Regions from separate parts of the Homo sapiens genome. Here region 2 is linked to region 1. Evidence: chromatin contacts called from ENCODE Hi-C or POLR2A ChIA-PET data. All regions are on one chromosome and are shown on one strand. The core of a region is the stretch at or near the end of the contact, and the rest is flanking DNA. Distances in the headings are between cores, read along the strand shown.

Evidence for each region. Hi-C counts contacts between places; a loop is a spot of excess contacts on that map. ChIA-PET counts read pairs that join two places held with the same protein, here RNA polymerase II (POLR2A).
Region 2: a map of PC-3 shows a loop between it and region 1 (5-fold over the local background). The contact joins two enhancer-like sites. A Hi-C loop is called at or near these places in 1 of 168 maps with a recorded cell type or tissue (PC-3). POLR2A ChIA-PET finds 5 or more read pairs at or near these places in 2 of 52 experiments (activated CD4-positive, alpha-beta memory T cell and activated CD8-positive, alpha-beta memory T cell).

Annotation. Positions count from the first base shown.
Region 1 is chr1:55,505,240-55,509,389 of GRCh38, forward strand. No RefSeq gene overlaps it. Among named protein-coding and RNA genes, the nearest start is that of MIR4422, 280 kb to the left of the region's middle. RefSeq lists an enhancer at 2,934-3,103. Within about 2 kb of position 1,697, at least 6 of the 41 ENCODE cell types and tissues checked have a DNase peak (open chromatin) inside an H3K27ac peak, as active enhancers do.
Region 2 is chr1:55,582,745-55,586,894 of GRCh38, forward strand. No RefSeq gene overlaps it. Among named protein-coding and RNA genes, the nearest start is that of MIR4422, 360 kb to the left of the region's middle. Within about 2 kb of position 2,425, at least 5 of the 41 ENCODE cell types and tissues checked have a DNase peak (open chromatin) inside an H3K27ac peak, as active enhancers do.

The DNA of each region.
Region 1 (4,150 bases), core at 447-2,946:
GAGCCTTAGTTTCCTTACTTTTAAAGTTGAGAAGAAAATACCTAATTTATGGCATAGTGATGAAATTTAAATGATACATAATTTGTAAAAAGACCATAACACTATGTCTGGCCCCCCCCAAAAAGTGTTCCTTAAATAGTACTTTATGCCACTAGTAATAGTACTACTACAATAATAACAAGGTAATAAATGCTGTCCTTGGAGTATATACAATGCTGTAAAAACTCAAAGGTATGAGTGTCTGAGGGTGGGTGGAGGTGAGAGAGGAGTCAAGGAAGACTTCATGGAGGAGGTGACATGACCTGAGACCTGAAAAATGGATTATGAGTTTTCCAGGCAGAGAAGAGAACAAAAACCTTTCCTGTTAGCAAGAACAGCCTATGCACAACTATTGAGTGTGCATGGTCAGTGTGGGGGCAAGGGGATGCCTGTTTGCTATCTGCTCACAGGGTACAGGGTGGGAGGAGGTATGGAGTGGGGATGATCTTCTGGCCTCACTGTGAACCTGCACTGATTGAACCAATCCATTCTTCCTCTCCTCCTCCCTCTTCCCTTTCTCATGTCTGCTTTTAGAACATTTTCTTACATGCAGATTCGTTAATGCATAGGTAAGTTTCATGAGGGAAGGAACTTGCCCTGGGTCACATGGTGAGTCCCAGCACCAGGATCTGAGCTCAGCACTCTCCCGTGGAGGCTGTGGCTTTTTCTTAGCTCCTCTTTCTCCATCAGAGCTGACTGTCCACCTGTCAGATCTGCTCATCTTTCCACCCCAATCCTCTGCCTCACTCCCTACCCTGCCTGGCCAGAGGGTTCACTCCTGTAAAGCTCTATTAAAAATCTTTTATGCCACCTTAGTGCAGCCTCCCATCTACCCTATACCATATGCGGGCTTGTTAATTCCTTAGAGGTATACTTATGGCACAACTTTGAGACAAAGGCACAGGTACCCAGGGAACAGCTGCTTTCACTCTGGAAAAATGCCGATAGGTGTCTACTTTCCAGAGAAGGGGCAGGATCAGCAGAGAGTTGGAAGCATGCAAGGGAACAAACATCTTGAACACCTACTATTGCTGAAGACTGTGCTGGGGACTCTTACAGCTGAAACTTGGGTTCAAATCCTGACCATGTTACTAAATATCCCAGGCAAATTACTCACATTTCCCAAATCTCTTTTTCTTCATGTGTAAAATGGATAGTAATGCCGACCTATTCCAGAAAAGGAAGATCAAATCCCCTAGCTGCCTTTGAGAGTCTAAGATTTGAATATTCCCTCTTATCTGCTTAGATTTGGAAGAGACTCTTAGGTTGAACACATGATTCCTTTGTTCATCAGTTGAATTATCTCACTGAAGCTGTGGGGAGTGGGAGAAGAACACTGGCCCTGGAGTCAGGGCTAGAAGCCTGATGCTCTGTCTGCCAACTTGGGAAGGTCTTTATCAGAAGAGAAAATGGATTCCAAGGGGAGCAGCCCCTGCTTGCTCCTTAATGTGCCTGGGAAAGGGGATGCTCAGGCGCAGTGAAGAGACCCACTCAGGTTAAATAAACAGCCTGGAAAAGCTGGAGAGACAGGAAAAATACCCCAGAAGCCTCCTCCTTCCTCAGAGCCGGGTTTGTGTCATCTGTTCCTGGGAGGGGCACACCTTCAGGGAAGGAGCCCTGGACTTGGAGTTAGCAGATTCTACCACCTACCAGCTGGGTGTCCATAAGCAAGTCACTTAACCCCTAAGTTTTCCTCATATGCCATACAACATTCATGTTAATTTCTGGAGGGAAGAATGCTCCGGAACACAGTGAACAGTGTGTAAATCCTACCCCCAAATACCCTTTTCCCCAAGGATTGCCACCCAGCCCCAGGGCACAGCTCAATAAAGTTTCCATAAAACTCAGCTTCTCTGAGTCCAGCTTCAGAAATTACAGAGAGTTGATTCATCACATTGTTTGAATTATGTCAATATGAAAATACAGAAAACCCACAGGGAGTCAGCCTTTTCCCATATATAAAACAGGGTTACAATCCTGTATAAACTTTTAAAAGATAATAGTTTGTATCATATGCATATGATTGAAAAAATAAAAGGAAAGAACAAGAAAAGAAAAAAGTACACATTGGCAAACAATGTAATTCAGGCCGACACCCTGGCTTGGGACTCCCCCTTGCCCTTCTCCTGCTCTTCATTCCTCATCTCCGTAACATCCCCCATCAGTGCCCTGGCAGCAGTAGGCTGGGGCTTTTCTGTGGCTTCAGAGTCCTGCTGCCTCCTCAGGATCCCTGAATTCATCCACTCTTCCCCATCTCCACCGTCACAGCCCACACCTGGGCACCAACATCCCTGACTTGGACCATGGACCACCTTGCAATGAATTGCATTATGTCCACTGAGGCTGCAGTGAGGAGGATAAATGCGGGTAAGAAGCAAGTTGGGGCACATTAATCTGTGCATGTCTGTCCCCAGAGAAGACCTTGAAGAGGCCCTTTGGAGGTGTCAGGATGGAGGTGGAGCCCTTGGACAGCTCTGCCCAGCTCCCCACCCTCATGATCCACCCCTCCTGCTGCTTCTCCTTTACTCTCTCCTATGCCCTGAATTGCTCCTCTCTGCTCTCTCTGCCTGCAAAGTTCTACCCTCTAAACTCCCCTGACCCTATTTTACTCCCGCTGTGCTGTGACTACCCTACTTCTCTTCCCCACCTCAACCCAGGTCAACTCCTTTTGCACTATGTTACCTCTCTCCCTTACACAACAAAGAAGTGATTGTAAATCTGATGAACCTGTTTTCACCTCCAAGCTGTGAGTTCCACAAGTGCAATGACTAAACTTGTTTTGTTTCATCCTCATATCTTCAATCTTAATAAAGAGACTTTGTTTTTTTGAATACAGAGTCCTCCTCTGTTGCCCAGGCTGGAGTGGCATAATCTCGGCTCACTGCAGCCTCCACCACCTGGGTTCAAGCAATGCTCGTGCCTCAGTCTCCCAAGTAGCTGGGATTGCAGGTGCACCACCATACCTGGCTAATTTTTGTATTTTTAGTAGAGATGGGGTTTTGCCATGTTGCCCAGCCTGGTCTGGAACTCCTGGGCCCAAGTGATCTGCCCGCTTTGGCCTCCCAAAGTGCTGGGATTACAGGTGTGAGCCACCACGCCTGGCCTTAAAGTGACTTTTTACATGGTTGACACTGAAACAATATTTGCTGAGTTGTGATGATAAACATCTAGCCCATTCTCGGTTCTGTCACTATTGATGCCCAAAGTTACTTCAAGACAACCCTACAACCATTCTCACCTGTAAAATGGGTACAATAATAACTACTTTGTGGTGGCATTATGAGAATCAGAGAAAAATTTGTAAAGTGCGCTTCACATACTTATTGATTTCATTTATGGAATGCCTACTCTTATTTTGAGGGTTTGAGGACAGAAAAATAATAATTTTTTTTCTAACACTGTGACCACCAGTCATGATGAATTTTTCAACATGGGCTAATGCCCACCAGAGATGCACAATAGCAAGTTCTTGGATCAGAGTTCTGTTTACACTTGGATGGTGAAGGAATATCAGTTGTTAGTTTTCAAATGAGACCTCCTCTTGGATGGCAGCACATGAAAGAATTGCCTGGGCACGGGTCCAAGGTTCTGTATGCAACATGTGTGGATGTTCAAATACAATTTCATTTATGCATGACCCCACCTGTCAAGATCCCACATCCAAATTAAAAATACAAAAGATTAGCTTTTATGGCAAAGAGAATGATAATAATTTGACAATATTAGTATTTGAAGTGATAATTTATGATAAAGAGAATAATTATGTACCATATTAATTACAGTCATGTAATTAATTGCATTAATTACAGTCATGTAATTAATTGCATTAATTACAGTCATGTAATTAATTGCATTAATTACAGTCATGTAATTAATTGCATTAATTACAGTCATGTAATTAATTGCATTAATTACAGTCATGTAATTAATTGCATTAATTACAGATGCTTAATTACATGTCCATGGGTTTCTTGTCTGAGGAGTCAACCAACAACAAATAAAAAATATTTGGAAAAAAACAAAAAAACAATATAACAAGAAAATACAAATAAACAACTAATAGTGAATAACAACCATTTACATAACATTTACACTTAACTAGGTATTATAA
Region 2 (4,150 bases), core at 1,175-3,674, 78 kb after region 1:
GTCTGGAAAGCTGGGACATGATGGGTAGATGGTGGATATTCATAAGGCATGGAAGTGAGAATTGATTCACTGGTGCAAAAGCAGGGGCATTTTTCACCATTAATTTCCAGTTATCACGAGCTTTTATAGCACTGATTTTACAGGGCCACACTGTCAGTTTTTCAAGTCTGATGCCTACTTGGGAGATTATTCCAAGCTTTTCTCTCTGAAAGCCTCAGTTTCCTCATTTGTAAAATGGGAATGACAATAATTCTTGCCTCAGATCCTGGGTGCAGAAGTCAAGTTGGATGTCAACATATGAAACTCTTCAGAAACTCTAAACCCTGGGCAGTTATTGGAAATCTAGAAGGAATGAAACTAGCTTGTGAAAAGCCTAAGGGAAAAAGGGAAAGGGGCAGTTATACCTGTGTCAGATAGGCTCATGAATGGAAAACTTGGCTGCAAGTGGACCTCTTTGTTCAAAACAGAACATTCCTACTTATTAGCTGATTCTTGAAGTGGTCACTTCCACAGGCGTCCACTGTGGTTCTGGTCAGTGGAGGCCTCAGCATGCGAACATTCGCCAGGATGGCAGATTTTGAGCCTGTTGGTGACACCTGGGTCATCACAAACTTAGCGAAACTCTTTCTTCCCATGAAGGGAGATTGATTCCAGAATCTAAGTTTGGGCCAGCAGGTTATTTGAAACTAGCTCTGGGTGTCTTAGAAATACATGGGGAGGAAGAACAAAACGTTTGTCTTCTTTGAGCTTTTGATGGGAAGGCCTTTGAGCCTCTTCCTTTTCTTTTCCTTCCCTGCACCCCCAGGCTCCTTTAGAAAAAAAGGTTTATTGTGAGCTCATAGAATCATAAAATTTTGGACCTGGTTCCTGGTGGGAGGACCTTGGGTTCATTGAATCCAATCCTTCCATGGTACAGCAAAGGAAATGTGGGTCCAGAGTAGGAAGGATGTGTACCTGAGGTAGCACAGCCTTGTCATGTTGGGAGACAACTCGTTTCCTGCTTCTTAGTGAAGATCCTTCAGTCAACTAAGAAGTGGGTCCAAACTCTCCTCTCACCCTTAGGATAACTCTCCAGGCATATAGGATTTCTTGGACCTTCATATTGAGTTTCTTAGGGAGACAGAGCAGTGAGCCATCTGAGGCTTTGTGTTCTCTGCTGCTCCCGTTGTCTGAGTCCTGTGGCCGCTGAGCCCTGCTGCCACTCTTCCCGTCCCAGACTCAGTTACTGCCACCAGGGCTTGGACTGAGGTGAAGCAAGAAAGGAAGCCATCTGCCTGGGCAATTACAGGAACTTGAGAAGAAGGCTTCCTTAAATTTTCACCCTAGGCCCTTCACTTGCCTCACCCTGATGCCAGCCTTGACCTCTTCTGGCATTCCGCAAACGTGTCATGCCCTCTCCCACCTCAGGACTTTTGTGTTTGCTGCTTCTTTTTGGCCTGGAACATTCCATCCCTGAGAGCTGTGTGGCACCCTCACTGCCTTCTGTCTGGGCTCTAAGATCACCTTGGAGGGAACTTCCCTGAGGTGGGGTGGCTGTGTCTTCTGTTTATCCCTCACCCAGTTTTATTTTTCACCCCAGCACTCAACAACTCCTGACACGTTTGTTTACTTCTTGCCTTGACCCTCCATGTGGTATGAATGACGGCCCCTGAAAGTGGCAGAGTGGGGGCAACCCTCAATACATATTGGTTGACTAAAGGATGGAAAGGCTGAGCAGGGGTCACCTGTCTTGCCTCCTCCTTCAAGATGTGACTTTCCATTCCATGGAGTCACTCTGGCTAATTCTTTGGTTTCATTGTCTCCTTAAAAATCTCTCCAAAATATTCAGGCTGAAAGTGCTTTGATGTACCAAGTTTATAGTACACACTCAGACCTTTTTTTAAAAAAATTCACTTTCATCTAACTTTTTGTATTAAAAAATCCTATAATCCCATAACCCACCACCTAGAGGCAGCGTGTTCATTGAGGTTGTTTGCTGTACTTCACATGTGTTTATTAAGACTGCAGTGAAATGGCTGTAAGTGGTAGCTGCTTGTCTGGCAGAGGAAGAGCATCCCTCTGGCCCCATCAGGGATGCTCTGGCACAACAGGTAGGATCTTCATCATTGCCCTCCCCATTCAAAGCCACCATGGCCCCCTTTGCCTGAAGACTGAGGTCTCAGCTCCTCCTCCACAGGGCTCTTGAAGTTCTGCCACACTGGGCTCAACCCCTTCCCAGTGCTCCCTCCCTTTTGCACCCTTAGAAACCTTTGCTCCAGCCAGACTTGTCTCCTCATTATCCTTCCAATATCTGCGTCTGCAGCTTTCTCCCTTAGAAACCTCATTATTTCCACAGCTTCAATTCCCCCACCCCCACCCCATTCTTTGTTTCCAGACCTCAGCTACAGCTCAAATTTCAAATTGCCTGTTGGCATCTCTTTCTGTGAGCCCTGCCAGCAACTCAAACTCAGCATGGCCAGAGCCTGCCTTTATTTTCTCTCCCCAAATTGTCCTCCTCTTTCCTCCCCACATTTCTATTAGGAGTCCCATCATTCTCACTGACACCCAAGTTGGAAATTTCAGAGTCTGATTAGCTTTTCTTTTTCTTTTGCCACCACATCTAGTGAGTCACCACATTCTATCAGTTCATCCTAATGATAGCTGTGGGTATGTTATTAGTCCATTTTCATACTGCTATTAAGAAATACCTGAGACTGGGTAATTTATAAGGAAAAATAAGTTTAATCGACTCAGAGTTCCACATGGCTGGGGAGGCCTGACAATCATGGTGGAAGGTGAAGGAGGAGCAAATGTACGTCTTACATGGTGGCAGGCAAGAGAACATGCATAGTGGAACTGCCCTTTATAAAATCATCAGATCTCTTGAGACTTAATCATTATCACAAGAACAGCAAGGGCAAAACCTGTCCCCGTGTTTCAATTACCTCCCACTGGGCCTCTCTCACAACATGTGGGGATTATGGGAGCTACAGTTCAAGATGAGATTTGGGTGAGAACACAGCCAAACTATATCAGGTATATTGACTAATCACAGACCCACTATGTGTCAAGTAGCATAGTAAGTCCTCACCTAATGTCATCCATAGTTTCTTTTTTTTTCTCTCTCTTTTTTTATTATAAGTTCTAGGGTACATGTGTAGAACGTGCAGTTTTGTTACATAGGTATGCACGTGCCATGGTGGTTTGCTGCACCCATCAACCTGTCACCTACATTAGGTATTTCTCCTAATGTTAACCCTCCCCTAGCCTCTCCACTCCCAAACAGGCCCTGGTGTGTGATGTTCCCTTCCCTATGTCCATGTGTTCTCATTGTTCAGATCCCACTTATAAGAGAACATGTGGTGTTTGGTTTTCTGTTCTTGTGATAGTTTGCTGAGAATGATGGTTTCCAGCTTCATCCATGTCCCTACAAAGGACATGAACTCATCCTTTTTGTGGCTGCATAGGATTCCATGTGACTGTGAAACAAAGTATAAAAACCAATTATTTTTCTTATCAAGATTATAAGGAAAGAAAGGTGAATGTGAGACATTATTCAAGGACCTGCTGTTTTGCTTCAAGTCACAGTTCCTAAGAACCTATTGATAACATTGAGGATTTAGTGTATTGTCCACAATCTCCAAAATGAGGCTGTATGATGCTTAGGGTACAAGTGAAGCTGGGGTAATACAGGGACCCAGGTATTCAGTGGCCTAACTTAAGCAGGTGTTTATTCCTCTCTTCTGTAATAGTCCAGAGGCAATAGTTCAGGGAGAGCAGGACTCTTGTCCTTTTAGGGCAGCTAGGAATCCAGGCTAGTAGGTCAGTCTGTTGTCTGCATTGTGTCTTTCTGAGACCACTCCAGTTGTTTCTATTTTCCAGCCTGCAGAAATAATTAGGCTGGGAAATTAGCAAGTAGCTGAGCCTGTCTTTGGGAGTGACTTGAAAGTCACACACATCACTTCTGCATGTGTCGCCCTGGTCTGAACTTAGTCTCATGACCACATCTAGCTCCAAACAAAGCTGGGAAATGTAGCTTCTAGCTGGCTACAGTTAGAGAACTTAAGTTCTCTAACTCTATAACCCAAGTGCCTTCACCCTGTCACAGGCCCCCCATGACCTAGCCGTTGCCTCTGTTGGTCGCTGCCTCCATGACCTGGTCTCTGCCTCA